Linked DNA regions of Homo sapiens: region 2 is linked to region 1. A link is a loop called in an ENCODE intact Hi-C map of the cell type or tissue named here. Cell type or tissue: heart left ventricle. All regions are shown on one strand. Each heading gives the region's core, and the rest is flanking DNA. Links, peaks and the distances in the headings are about the cores only.

Region 1 (8,352 bases), core at 2,045-7,044:
AGCTCTCTCTACTGCACAACTGTTCTGCAAGGCCCACTTATCACCCCATTTTACATCTGAGAAACTGAAGTTCGGAGCCAGTAGGTGATGCCTCAGTGAAGCGCAGCTGGGAGGGGCTCACCTGGGCGACTCTGAGGTCTGCTGGGCTCCCGGGTCCCCTCTGCGTATGGGGGGGTCAGTGTCGCCAGCTGACCCTTCTCTTAAATCTGAGACTGCAGGTGATACAACTCAACCAGTTCTCCAAATGAGAATCAGTGAGCTGAAGAATTCTTCTGTTTTCACTCAAGTTTCCCCTCAGAACTTGCGTCTCCCTAACACCTCCTGTTTCTGGTCTGAAACCTCCCTATTTAAGTCCACAGCCCTGGTCTCTTCCCCACTCCACCACCAAATCGTGCCTCCCACCATCCTCCTCGCTCCCGGTGCCCCCACCCTTCGCATGCATTCCGTCCTTCCCTTTCCACGGCCACACCCACTTTCACCTCAGGAGCCTGAAGAGCTGTCTGGTGGCTACTGGCGCCCTGTTCCCAGCTGTATTAGCCTGTTCTCATGCTGCTGATAAAGACATACCCCAGACTGGGTAATTTATAAAGGAAAGAGGTTTAATTGACTCATAGTTTCACAGGGCTGGGAAGAACCCAGGAAACTTATAATCATGGCAGAAGGGGGAAGCAAATATATCCTTCTTCACATGGCGACAGCAAGGAGAAAGGCAGAGCGAAGGCGGGAAAAGCCCCTTATAAAACCATCAGATCTTGCGAGAACACACTCAGTGTCACGAGAACAGCATGGAGGTAACCGCCCCCATGGCTCAATTACCTCACACCCAATCCCTCCCACAACACGTGGGATTATAGGAACTACTATTCAAAATGAGATTTGGGTGGGGACACAGCCAAACCATATGACTGGCCTACTTTCTCCCTCTCCCTGTCCCCACCAGCCAGACGGACACGCCTCGGTAGCCCCAATCACATCTGGTCATAGCTCCCCATCACCTCCCAGATTAAGCATCGGGTCTTCATCACCGCCTTCCTCACTGCCTATCACCTCCCACACATGCTGTGCTCAGGCTGCAGCTGATCTGTGTGACTCACTCCATTCCCCACTTTTGCTCATGATATTCCTTTTGCTGGAAATTCTCAGGAGGAGGGTCTGTTGAGTGCCTGCCATGCCAGACACCACTGAAGAGAGAGCAATGGAACGGGGTTGTGTGTTACAGGGCTTTATTCTTTACTGGAAAAGGCAGGCAGTGAACAAGTCAATCAACGCCATCATCACAGATCCCAGCAATTGCTATGAAAGTGGTAAAACAGGTTCAGCTGACCTTCCTGATCATGCGCTGTGAGTGGATTACAGATGTGCAAAATGGGGAGCCCCTGGAAGTTTCCGCTACCCCCTCTGGCTTATCCATTCAGGCCAGCAAGCCACACAGAGTACTGTTTCTGCCTCTGCCATAATGTGAAAAAGGCTTGAAAAGCATGAGTGCTGGGGAAGTCCCATGTGAAATGGGCGCCGCCAGTGGCCTGGCTGCTGCCTTGGCGTTTGAGCTGAGATGGAAGAGAAGCCCCAGGTAAGAAGGTTCAGGGAAGAGCAATCCAGGCATGGAGGCCAGCAGGTGTGGCAGAGCTGCAGGTGCAGCGAAAGCAGAAAGGAGTCCCTGGGGCTGAGCAGAGGGGTCGGGGTGGGAGATGATGCAGGAGGAGGAAGGGCCAGATCCTCCCATTCATAGTGCAGCCTACAGACCCACCTCACCTGGAACTTGCTAGAAATGCAGAAATTTGGCACCACCAGAGGACTACTGAATCAGAATTTGCATTTTATTTTATTTTATTTCATTATTATTATTATTATTTTTAGACAGAGTCTTGCTCTATTGCCCAGGCTGGAATGCACTGGTGCCATCTCGGCTCACTGCAACCTCTGCTTCTGGGGTTCAAGCAATTCTCCTGCCTCAGCCTCCCAAGTAGCTGGGATTGCAGGCACCCGACACCAGGCCCTGCTAATTTTTTATATTTTTAGTAGAGACGGGGTTTCACCATGTTGGCCAGGCTGGTTTTGGACTCCTGACCTCAAGTGATCCTCCCGCCTCAGCCTCCCAGAGTGCTAGGATTACAAGCGTGAGCCACCACACCCAGAATTTGCATTTTAGTAAGATCCCAGGCAATACATATGCACATTACAACTGTGGCCAGGACAAGGCCACATAGGGCCTTATAGGCCATGAAAAGGAATTTTAAATGATCTCTCCCTCTTTTTGAGGTCAATGCCTAGTGCTTATTCCTCTAGGAAGCCTGTCTTGATCCTTATAAGCTGTTGAAATTTACAATCTTTTAGGTGACTAATATGTACTTGGCCCTAGTTACTGAATCAAACTATTTGAGGTCCAAGAGTATGTCTTAGTCATTTTTACTTTAGTTTTTTATTTTTTGTTTGTTTTGTTTTATTTGAGACAGGGTCTCACTCTGTGGCACAGGCTAGAGTATGGTGGCACGATCACAGCTCACTGTAGCCTTGACCTTGTGGGCTCAAGCAATCCTCCCACCTCAGCCTCCTAAGTAGCTGGGACTACAAGTGCATGCCTCCACAGCCAGCTAGTTTTTCTATTTTTTACAGAGACAGGGTCTCACTATGTTGCCCAGGCTGGTCTCAAACTACTGGGCTCAAACAATCCTCCTGCCTCAGCCTCCCAAATTGTTGGGATTACAGGCATGAGCCACTATGCCTGGCCTCTTAGTCATTTTTATAATCTCCAAATCCCCTTGTAACATCTTGCTCATAGTGGGTAAATTGCCAGGAAGAAAAAAACAAAAACAGAAAATAATACAGTCATGTACTGGGATATGTCAGGTAGAGTGATACCATATTCAAATAAGACTCTGAACTCTTTGCAGGTAAAGTGACAGAATCCAACTCTACTGGCTTAAGCAAAGAAAGGGAGAACTTATCTCCCATAATGGAAAAGTGTAGGAGAATAGCTTCAGGCATGGCTGGATCCAGGTGTTCAAACTATAATATGTAATCAGGAATCTGTTTCTCTCCAGTTCTCTTATTTGCTTTCCTCCATTCTGGCTTCATCTTTAGGACCAAGTCCACGTATTGACAAAAATGGCCTCCAGCAGTTCCAGACCTATAGTGAACCAGCCTAACAACCTGGAAAAAAGAACCCTCTTTCTCAATTTTTTTTTTTTTGAGATAATCTCACTCTGTCTCCCAGGCTGGAGTGCAGTGGCGTGATCTTGGCTCATCACAACCTCTGCCTCTCAGGTTCAAGTGATACTTGTGCCTCAGCCTCCTGAGTAGCTGGGATTATAGGCAGGCGCCACCACGCCAGGCTGATTTTTGTGTTTTTAGTAGAGATGGGGTTTCACCACTTTGGCCAGACTGGTCTCAAACTCCTGACCTCAGGTGATCGACCCGCCTCAGCCTCCCAAAGTGCTGGGAGTACAGGTGTGAGCCACTGTGCCCGGCCCTCTTTCTCAATATTGAGGACTTTGGTCCTAGGCCAAAGAGGGCTCAGGAGGTAGGATTTAGCCCCACCTGAACCACATGGCCTGGGAGTTGGGGCAGGGGAGATCCCTAAAAGAAAATCTGATGCTGTTAGCAGAAAAAGGAGGAAGGATGTCGAGCAGGGAGCAAAGCCATTCACTACAGCTGGCATCAGACAGATGCTGTGCCAACATTAAAAATCAGGATGTGGAATGACATCTGTTAACCTGGGGAAAAATTCATAGAGTCTTGCTAAGTGAAAAAAGTAAGCTGCAAAACACTACTGTGAAATGACACCATTCCGAGGTATGAAAATATTATAGTGTAAGTATGCCTAGAATTAATTCTTAAGGCAATATCCCAATGCACCCTGGTGAAGTGGAAAGTTTTCTTTTTTATATTTGTTTGCAATTTTAAAATTTCTATACTGAATATCTATTGCATTTACTATTATTTAAAACACATTTTAAAATTAAGGTGTGTGTGAGGATTGATTTTATGTGTCAACATGGCTGGGCTATGGTGCCCAAATATTTGGTCAATCATTCTGGATGTTTCTGTGAAGGTGGGTATTTTTTTTTATGAGATTAACATTAAAATTGGTGGACTTTGAGTAAAGCAGATTGCCACCTATAATGTGAGTGGCCCTCATCCAATCAGTTGAAGGCCTGAATAAAACAAAGACCAACCTTCGGAGCAAGAAGGAATTCTTCCAGCCGGCTGACCTTGGACTTGAACTGCAACTTTTCACGGAGTCTCCAGCCTGCTGGCCTATCCCATCAGATTTTGGACTTATCGAGCCTCCACAATTGTGAAAGCCAATTTCTTAAAGTCTCTCTCTACACACACACACACACACACACACACACACACACACACACACACTCCCTGTTGGTTCTGTCTCTCTGGAGAGAACACTCACACAATCCAGCTCCTGCCTTCTATCAACTCCGCGAAGAAGATAACAGCAGTCAGGAAGCTTGTGTCCCAGCCCGGGGCTGTCTCTTACCAGAAGGTTGGTCCCAGGCAACTCCATTCTTCCCTGAGCCTAGCTTCCTTATCTCTAACCCCGAGGGTGACTCACTATTCCAGCCTTGACTGACTGCCAAATGGCCCAGACAGGGCCAGTGATAGTCCCACAGTGCCCGTCCTTAGTATAATTTCTCAACACTGAGCTGCCAGTCACTTATTTCTGAAGATTAGGTGCTGCCATGAGTTTCTTTACACAAGAAGTCAGTGTGGAAAAAAAAAATAGAATAAAACAACAAAATCTCCCGAGCCGAGAGACTTTTCTAGTCACTGATGAATAGATAAAAAGAAACGTCTGTTTCATCTTCATGCTTAAAACACCTGCAATATCAATACACTTCCCGATCTCATCATTAGCACTGAGAAGACTGATCCATGCTTAAACCCAACAAGACTTAGCTCCCAGAGTAAAGGGCCTTTGCCTCTTGGCTCACCTCTCTGGCTTTGTACTTTCTTTGTGCACTGAAGATCAAATGTGGCATGAAGTGAGAAACTCACTTCAAACCCCCACTCCGAATCGTTGAACAGGTTCTAAAAGCACTGGAGCTGAAAGTCCCCTCTCATGATTCCAGCCCGTGTGCACTGGACATGCCCAGAAAGGAAGCCCTGCCATTGTCTGGGATGTGTCTCATTGACGTCATCAGCAGTCTTCCTTGAGTTTCCCAATGTCCCCAACACTTCCCCTGGTGGTCAACTATCCAGGTAGTTCTCTTGTGGCTTCAGGAATGCTCAAGGTGACCCCTAGGGCCTATTGAAATAGTCCATTAATGAAAATCATTCTGTCCAGCCTATCATTCTTATGCCTCTCAGATATGGCAGCCCCTTTAGAGAACAAAAGATTTCCATGCTTCCTTCACTATGTGGAAATGAAATTTACAGATAATTTTACCTTCCTGCACACACAATTTAAAAAAAATCAATAGAATGTCCTATCTATACTATGAAGAAGGAATAAAAGTAATTTAGGATAAAAACAGACGTAATGTAGAATAAAACAATATCCATGCTGTCAATCATTCCACAGTGTTTATGAGTGTCTACCTCCAGGCAAGGGTGTCAGTGCAGAACAGCAAAGAAAACTGTCAGGAAGGGGGATACAGCATTGAGGGCGTGGGCTCCTAGCTCAGGCAAGACCTTACTGGAAGTCCTAATGAAATAATTAGATGCTTGCATCTCCTGTGTTAATGAATTCAATGAATATTTACCAAGTGTTGACTGTGAGGCAGGCACTGTTCTAGGGGACGGAAAGTCAGGAGTGAACAAACCCTTTCCCCCCCGGGTTGCCATTCCAGGCGGGGGCATAAGTTTCAATGTAAGAGGAATGAGGAGGTCAGGAGCCAGTGTCTACAAGGAAATCAAATGAGCTGCAGGTATGCAAGGACATGAGAAGAAATGTGAGAATATCATATCCTGCAGGAAATGGAGGGAGGGAGAGTCATGGGTCACCCCCAGGTCTCAAGCCCTGCTGAAATTTAGAGCAAGAATGCTTCACTGGAGCAGAGCAAGAAAAGAAATATATCTGTGTCATCTTAGAAGATACCCCAGACTTCCCAGATCTTGAGACCTTCAGAAACACAGATTAAAAGCAACCCCCAGGCATCCTCCTGCCTCCCACCTCATAGAATTGATGTTGGTTTTTCCTTCTCCCTAGAATGCTCTTTGCCCAGGAATCCTCACAAACTCTCTCCTTCACTTCATTCAAATTTATGCTCATGACACCCTTTAGGGAGGACATTCATGTCCACTATATGCAAAAGAGCTCCCACCCTCACCCCATCCCAGCCTGCCCTCCTACTCCACTCCAGTTGTCACTCACCACTCCTCAACATTGTGTTATGTATTTACCAGTTCCTTTGGTGGTTGTCTTGTCTCTCCTACTCAATCTAAATTTCACTAGAGCAGGGGCCACCTGTTTCATTCATTGCTGTCACATCAGCAATTGGGACACTGCCTGGCACACAAGAGGCCCTCAATAAATATGTGTATGTTCTGGGTACTGTGGCTCACATCTGTAATCCCAACACTTTGGGAGGCTGAGGTGGGCAGATTGCTTGAGCTCAGGAGTTCAAGACCAGCCTGGGCAACATAGCAAAACCCTATCTCTACAAAAATATAAACATTAGCCTGGTGTGGTGGTGTGCACTTATAATCTCAGCTACTTGGGAAGCTGAGATGGGAGGATCACTTGAGCCCAGGAAGTGGAGGTTACAGTGAGCCAAGATCACTGCACTTCAGCCTGGGCAACAGAGCCAGACCCTGTCTCAAATAAATAAATAAATAAATAAATATACCATAGAATTAATATCCAGTGATGTGCTAGAGCTGGCTGACTCCAGCATGAGAGAGTCAATTGCATGCCTCTGGTCCCAAATGTGTATTTCATGATGTAGGGTTGGTATCTTAAAATCTGCCATGATGGGAGTATTTACACCACAGTAATTGGCCAATGCTACATGTCAGAGCTCCTTCTCCCACTGGAAAGCTGGTTGTTATACATTTATCAGTACATCATTGGACATAAATAAACATATGCTACTGGACTATATCACCTTTGTTAAGAGACGTGGTTCCCCTACAGCTCTGAAGACAAACCATTTCAACCCCAAGTTGCTGCTTCTGTCACAGGCCTAACAAACTGGTTGAATGGCAAGAAACCCAAACACCTTATATTTATTCTCTGCACACAACGTTACTGATATTAGTGTGGAAGTGCATTCTTCGTGACACTAGAGCCATCTCAGCTAAGAGGCAACCATTTTTTTTGCCCTAGTAATTAAAAAATGGCAATTGCTAGTTATTAAAATAGGAAAGTAGATAAATAGCGATGATAATTACTGCATTTTTCTCTTCAGAGAAAACAGCAATACTGTATGTAGTCATTTTCGATAAATATAGAAAATAAGTAATTATTGCTGAAGCTATTCATTATGAATCTCTATTCGCAATCTCACTTCTGCAAACACCATTCATTGTTTAAAATAATGGTTCTAAAGGGCAAGGCAAACTTCTCATTACCGGCTGGCAGGCACCCGTGGATGGAGAGGTGGCAGGCACACGGGGCAGCTTGGCTAGTTGGTCATCTCAGTGCTGATTGTGAAAATAAGTTTGAAAAGATAATCTTATCCAACATAGAAAAAAACAAAAAGAGTGGCCGGGCGCGGTGGCTCACGCCTGTAATCCCAGTACTTTGGGAGGCCGAGGTGGGCAGATCACGAGGTCAGGAGACCAAGACCATCCTGGATAACACGGTGAAACCCCGTCTCTACTAAAAATACAAAAAAATAGCCGGGCATGGTGGCAGGCGCCTGTAGTCCCAGCTACTTGGGAGGCTGAAGCAGGAGAATGGTGTGAACCCGGGAGGCAGAGTTTGCAGTGAGCCGAGATCGCGCCACTGCACTCCAGCCTGGGCGACAGAGCAAGACTCTGTCTCAAAAAAAAAAAAAGAAAAAAACAAAAAGAGCAAAAAAGACTAGCGCATCTGTCTGTGGGCCAGCCAAGGGCGGCTGCAGGTCAGGAGCTCTAATTAAGCAAGGTGCAGTGGGTGGAGGGGAACTTGGTGTCCACTCAGCCACAGTGCTGTTTTCATGTCTAACCTTGATTGAACCAAGCTTCTCAGAAAGCCCAACCCTAATGGAAAATAAATTCTGCTGAATTCGAATGGAGCCATTAACGTCTCCCTTCTCAGGTCTTGAAACATTTATTTGCTTTAAAATACACGCACTCATCTCAGTTCTATTAGGAGTCAGAGCCAGCTTTTGCCTGGGAGCAGATTTATCTCTGCCCACACCCTCCCACCCCCTTGCTGCTCTCCTCCCCAGGCAGGGCTGAGCCGCAGCG
Region 2 (6,447 bases), core at 1,448-6,447, 250 kb before region 1:
TGGTTTATAAAGTATCCTCTGCAGCCAGACTGCCTGGGTTCAAATCCCAGCTTCACCACTTACTAGCAGCGTGCCCTTGGGCAAGTTACTAAATCTCTCTGTGCCTCAGTTCCCTTGTTTATACAATGAGAACGGCAATAGAGCCTATTTCAAGGGTCATCATGAGGATTACATGAGTTAATAAAAATAAAATGCCTAGCACTTTGCTTGGCACCTAAGAAGCAACTACTAAGGAGTAGTTATCATTATTATGGAGCGAACAGGGTACAGATGCGGGGGTTATTGGATGAGAGAGTCTGGGAGGAGGAGAATGGAAGCAGAAGGTAGGAGAAAAGCCAATCATCAAGGCGCTAGGAAGTGCCAGAGTTACGGTCCCCAGGGCTACCTCCCCCTCTCCAGATAAACACCATGGAATGTAAGGTACACGCTGTCATGAATTAACTGTGTCTCTCCAAAATGCACATGCTGAGGTACTAACCCCCAGTCGTTCAGACAGTACCCTTATTTGGAGATAGTGTCTGCACAGAGGTGATCAAGTGAAAATGAGGTCCTTAGGGTGGGGTCCCAATCTAATGTGTCTGGTATCATGACAAGAGGGGGAAATTTGCACAGAGACACAAGGAGACTGCTGTGTGAACATGAAGGTGCATCTACCAGCCAAGGAGACAGGCCTGGGACAGCCCCTTCTCTCATGGCCTGAGAAGAAACCAACCCTGACCACACCTTGATCTTAGACTCCCAGCCTCCAGAAGTGTGAGAAAATAAATTGCTATTTAAGTCCCTCGGCCTCTGGTACTTTGTCATGGCAATGATTGCAGACGCTCATCCTGCCTCCTCTCCTCACCAAGAGGCACTGCAGGTTGGGGGCGGCATAGGGGGCTCTAAGCCAGCCCCCGCCCCAGTCCACACAGCATGCTTGTAAAACTCTGAGTATCCTTGGCTGGCTGGCCTCGGCGGGTCTGTTGCAGTGGAAAACTACCCAGGAAGGTGGGCTGCGTCCCTGAACACTGCTCACTCTGTTTCCCCTGCTACCTTCAAAATCCCCCTCCGTCAACTGAAGGGGAAATAAAGCGTGTCTTTATTCGGGTCCAGGCTGCCTTGGACACCCTGCTCCAGCTTGAGCCAAGGCAGACACAGATGCTTATTGAGCAAGGTTCTCCCTATGTTCCCGACACACCACACTGGAGCCTGGGGACCCTCAAGAATGCAAGTCCAGCCATCGGAGTCCAGAGCGTGAAGGTGGAAGAAGCTGTCTAGGTAGCCAGCGCCACCATCACCTGGGTATTCAAACACATGGGGCACTTGGAAAAGTACAGAGAAAATCCTTCCAAAATTCCAGCAATCTGAAACAACTACTGCTGATTTTCCAAGCTGTGAAATGGAACATGCATTATTTCTCCCATGCTCTTCAGAGAAAAAACATGGGAGCGGGGCTGGCCTGCAAATGATCTCGAGGGTTTTTTTTTTCATCTGCCAGGGAAGAAAGAAGTGCTGTGGCTCCCAGATCAATTCTCCATTCCCAACAAAGGCTGGGTGAGAGGCGTGATCCTGAAAGACTTATACTTCTCTCCATGAACGGCTGTTAAAGTTTCTAATCAATCATGTCTCTCACCCAGGAGAATTAGCTAAACATAGCAAGGCTTGTATTTTAAAACACAAATCGCTGACAATAACTTAAAATGTGCGTAAGTGGTCATTTAGGGTGAAGGATGTGAAAACCTTTAAGGTTTACTCTTTTTGTTTCGCTCCCAGAGATGAGAAGAAAGACATGCAAATAGTGGATTGAAGATGCTTGCTAAACCAGGAAATATGATTCCCCTTGACTGTTAGGTAACAGGAAAAACAAACTGGGATGGCAGCATGGGCTTGGGCTGACAGCCCGGAGCTGAGGCTGGGCTCCATTGCTTCCAAGTTTTCTGGCCTTAAGCAACTCAATTTCCCAATGCCACGCTTTCTTCATCAATTTAAAAAAAAAAAAGGATGAAGTTTGATCAGACGATGCCTGAAGGTCTTTCCCAGCATGCTGTGCCTTTGTAAGGAACACCATATCTTAGAAACATTGAAACTTCTGAAGTATGAACTAGAGGTAGGGAACTGGGACTGTCACCTCTGTAGCCTTAACACCTAGATGGGGTCATTGAAAGCTTGTTGAACAGAAAGACAGTAAACAGCAACAAAAAAAATAAGGATTTGGTCTTCCTTTCTCCTCCACTGTCTCTGGCTTTAAACCAGCAACCCCCCACTGTGGTCACGAAGATGGTTTGTGAGTGTGTATCTGTGTCTCACTGGCTGAGGACAACATCCCAACATCCCATGAGCAAAGCCGGCAGGGGCTACTTGTGCGTTAGTGAGACCAGTCGCAGTAAGTCTGGGGCTGGGAATGTCCTGCGGTGCAAATTCCACAGAGGCCAACGAAGAGTCACCGCATGCACGCTGAGCTCTGCCAGCATGCCATAGTTGGCTTCATAGGAGATGACACGAGATGATAAGACTGGATCTATGCAAAGTTACTGTGGCCACCTGAGACGGAGCCTGAGTGCTGTGCTCAGGTCAAGGCACTATCTTTAGTCTGTGAAGACAGACCCAGGGCCTCATCCCAGGCTGACCACCGCACCTCAGCAGTAGGGAGCCTGATGCATCACTTGGAAAAAAGATAGAAAATGAATGAGAAAAAAAGAGGAAAAGTGGGTGGAGGGGTGATATGCGGCTAGACTTTGATTTAATCCAAAAGAAGTGCTACAGCAGGGTTGCTAATTACCTACCCAGCATCTGGTCTTCCCTCTGTTCCTCACTCATTTGTTTGATTTGATTCGAGGTGGACACCAAATTTCCAAATCTCCCTACCAGTGGCCAACTGACATAGTTCTACGCAAAGAATTGCAATCAGAAATCTTTTACGGTTTGTTCGAAAGTCTTGCTTTCTAGGTCTAGGAACTACCCCTTTCGTCTTGCTTACCTTCCTTCTTTCTGCTGCCTGGAATCTAGACATGACGGATGGCACTATAGCAGCTATCTTGGAACCAGAGGAAAAAACTAAGAAAATCATAGAGACTTCAGCTCTGCCATTTTTGAGCTGCTGACTTAAAAGAGTAACTCCAACTTTGACTTCTTGCAACAAGAGAGAAAAACACCCTGAATTTACATAAGCAACTATACAGGGAGCGGGGCAGAAGAACTCTCTGTCACCTATACCTGAATGGGCCCACCCTGGTTTATACACGAGCACAGCACCCCTTTTGTACTCAGGGACTTTTTAACTCAAATGTGTTCCTTAGGTTCAAAATGATTACATTTCCACTCCCTTCTTTACCCACATCTCTTACCCATTGCTCGTAACACTGTTTCTCTGTTAAACTGACTCTCTGGTATATCTTTCTGAGCAACAAGGAGTGAGGCAAGGCAGCCCCACTTTTGCTAGTGAACTCTGGCCATGAAAAGCAAGGAGGCTGTCCCTTACTTCCCACCACCTTCTCCACCTCCCCAGGACTCCTGCTCCCAAAAGGAAAGTCAAATTCCTCAAACCTTTGCTGAGAAACCCCGGGATCCAGGATAAAGGGATGCTGGGGGGAGTGAGAGCAGTGGTGGAATCCATCCCTAGCTATCCTGCCGAGGCTGGAGGGGCAGAGCTGCCTTCACACTGGCATCTCACGCATCAATCAGGAAAGAATTAAAAGAAATGCTGTGAAGTGGAAAATACCTGCCCGCGCCTCCGGCGCGAAGGTCAGGGGGATTTGTACTGAGCAGCTGGAAGCCCGCTCTAGGCTCTGCGAAGTCGCTCACCCTTCCACCAAAAGCAAGGCATGCAGAAACCTTCCCCGTCAACTTGACAAAGCCCTCTGCCATTTCCATCAGCTATTACTGGACATGAATGTGCCCTCACCAACCACCACTTTCTGAGTGTTTCCCAGAATTCCATGAAGAGATAAGAGAGACACAGACAGACAGAGATCCAAGACACACATGCAAACAGCCAAAGGATGAGAGAAAGGAGAGCTACATGTGTGTTCCTTAAGTGCCAGACACAGGACCAGATGCTTCAAGTTTCTTTCATTCAGTCATTATAATGAGGATGCTATGACCACTCCTGTTCTGGAGATGGGGGAGGGGGTAGCGGCCTGGTGATGACTTCATAGCTAGGGGGATGTTGGCAGTGGAAATAAATAGAAAGCAGGGGTGGAGGGGCTCATGGTTAACTCAGTTCACTTCTGTGGGGAGGCTAGAGGTTGGCGTCTGTCTGCGTGTGACCTTGCAGCATCCAGCCTCAGCTATGAGCTGGGGTTAGCAGGTACAGTTCCTTGCTCCTGGTGAGTGGACAGGCCGAAGTCTCTGGAGCACTGGGCTGGGGGCAGGGGGTGGCATGGGGGACATTACCCCCCATAGGAATGGCAAAGCAAGCTTCCCTGCCAGGTGGACTCCTCCTCTGGACTCTCACTCTGTGCTGTGTATTACCACCATGGGGAATCCAGGGACCCCAGGAGTGACCACCCAGCAGTGCACTGCACTGTCCTCACTGCACAGCCCTCCCCCATGTTTCCACGTCCTTGGTCACTTCCTACTGTGTCCATGGGTGTCTTTCTGTGGATCTCATCATCATCCTGTTGAGACAATCAAGCAGCTTCTCACGCTCTCAGCCCTACACCTTCTTATACAACTGTCCATTATACAACTGTCCAAAGAGGACTCAATGGAAAATTTTTGGGTTCTACCAAGTACTGGGACCAGCTTGGATGATTCTGAACACCAGGGCTTATTTGTCCAAGACTCCAGTGACTGCAGGTAGCCTTGGAGCTCCCTCCCCCGACTTCCCTGGCCCTGTATTCAAAAAGCTCCCCTTACTGAAGGCAGGGCCTTGCCTTCTAGATCACCTCTGCATCCCCGGCACCTAGCACATAGGAGGTGCTCAATACTTGTGGGATGACCCTCTTCAGCCTGACACCCATACAGGGTTCCATTACATTCTGCAACTGGGAAACCAACCACATATCTACGGCTTGCTCGAGACCATGGGGCAGAGGTGGTGTCGGGGACGTTTTACTACCCTGGGAAAAGAATCTTGGCCCCCTGCAGGTGAAATAGAAGCACAGCACCCGTTTGAGGTTTTTCAGTCTAACTACTGCATCTGCAGTTCAGGAACCTAGAGCCAGATGGCCAGGGTTTGAATCCTGGTTCTGCCACTACCTGCTACATGATCTCGGGAGGTCACTTAATCTCCTCGAGCCTCCGTTCCTCACTGGAGATAATGTTAAGTTGATGGAGAAGGTTTCTGCATATAGGGTTGTTAATGATTGAATGAGATCACATAAGATGGAGACACAAATACAGACATCAGACCACTGTCAGGCACATGGTAAGGGCCCAGTAAACATGGGCTGTTGTATTATGGGGTGGCTATGATGGTGGTCCACATTTAGTTTTCACTCAGTGGGAGACGGCGTTTGTTTTCTTTCCTCTCAGGTACTCGGATTCACTCATACTGCCCCTCCATGAGTACACATTTTAGCACTAAGATAATGGGGTACTGTCTACCACGCAGTAGGTACTCAGTACTTGTTAAAGAAGGGTAAACTCTGGTGGAAGAAAGCCAAATGTCTATGAACAGATGAATGGAGAAAGAAAACGCAGTACATATATCCAGTGGAATATCATTCAACCTTACAAAGACGGAAATCCTACCATGTTACAACATGGAGGAGCCTGAGGACATTAGGTTAAGGGAAATAAGCCAGTCACAAAAGGACAGATACTATATGAATCCACTTATATGAGGTATCTAAAAGCATCAAACTCATAGAAACAGAAAGTAGAATGGTGGTTACGAGAGGCTGGCGGGCAGGAGAAATGGGGAGTTATTGTTCAAACGGTATAGAGATTCCATGTTGCAAGATGAAGCAGCTCTGGCGAGCTGTTGCACAACAGTGTGAAGGTACTGAGCTCTACAGAACTGTACACTTAAAAATGGTTACGATGGCACATTTTAGGTTATGTGTTTTTTACAATTTAAAAAAAAAGCTCACTGCCTCCCTAGATGGAACGAGTGGTCATTAGGCCCAAGGTGAAGCAGTTTGACTAAGATGTGCGTAGGGAGTGTGTAGGGAGCGTGTAGGGAGCAGAGGCCAAGCAGGGCAGCCTCCCTCTTCGCTGGCCAGGATGAGACTGTCCTGAGCAAAGCCACTGGCCCCTTGGGCCAGCTTCCACAGGCAAACAGAGGTCAGGATCGAAACCAACAAGACTCATCCATTAGCAGCTTCATTTCAACCCGGGAGCCCTGTTGGGGCTTCGGGTCTTCCCCCAAGATGAACAGGGTGGCCCTTCCTGGGCTAGGTTTGTAAATCACTTCCTCTGTCTTGGGCCTTGGGAATGTACCACTTTCCTCACCATGGCTGGGAAAGCAAACAGTAAATACAGCTGCAATAAAATAGCATCTAAACCATTCCAAATCTGAGCTCT

What was found. Peaks named below come from ENCODE experiments on the same cell type or tissue, not always from the same donor. Only the 100,000 strongest peaks of a DNase experiment are listed, where the experiment ranks them.
Region 2: a loop joins it to region 1, with 2.0 times the contacts of the local background. A loop is called at or near these places in 2 of 110 quality-filtered maps.

Annotation. Positions count from the first base shown.
Region 1 is chr12:104,404,955-104,413,306 of GRCh38, reverse strand. No RefSeq gene overlaps it. Among named protein-coding and RNA genes, the nearest start is that of CHST11, 48 kb to the left of the region's middle. RefSeq lists an enhancer at 952-1,011. In heart left ventricle, for the core only: no CTCF peak of the experiment used is centred there; a DNase peak (open chromatin) is centred at 4,526; H3K27ac peaks cover 553 bases.
Region 2 is chr12:104,652,541-104,658,987 of GRCh38, reverse strand. The region is part of intron 2 of CHST11 (carbohydrate sulfotransferase 11); the gene reads right to left. Among named protein-coding and RNA genes, the nearest start is that of MIR3922, 64 kb to the right of the region's middle. In heart left ventricle, for the core only: no CTCF peak of the experiment used is centred there; no DNase peak of the experiment used is centred there.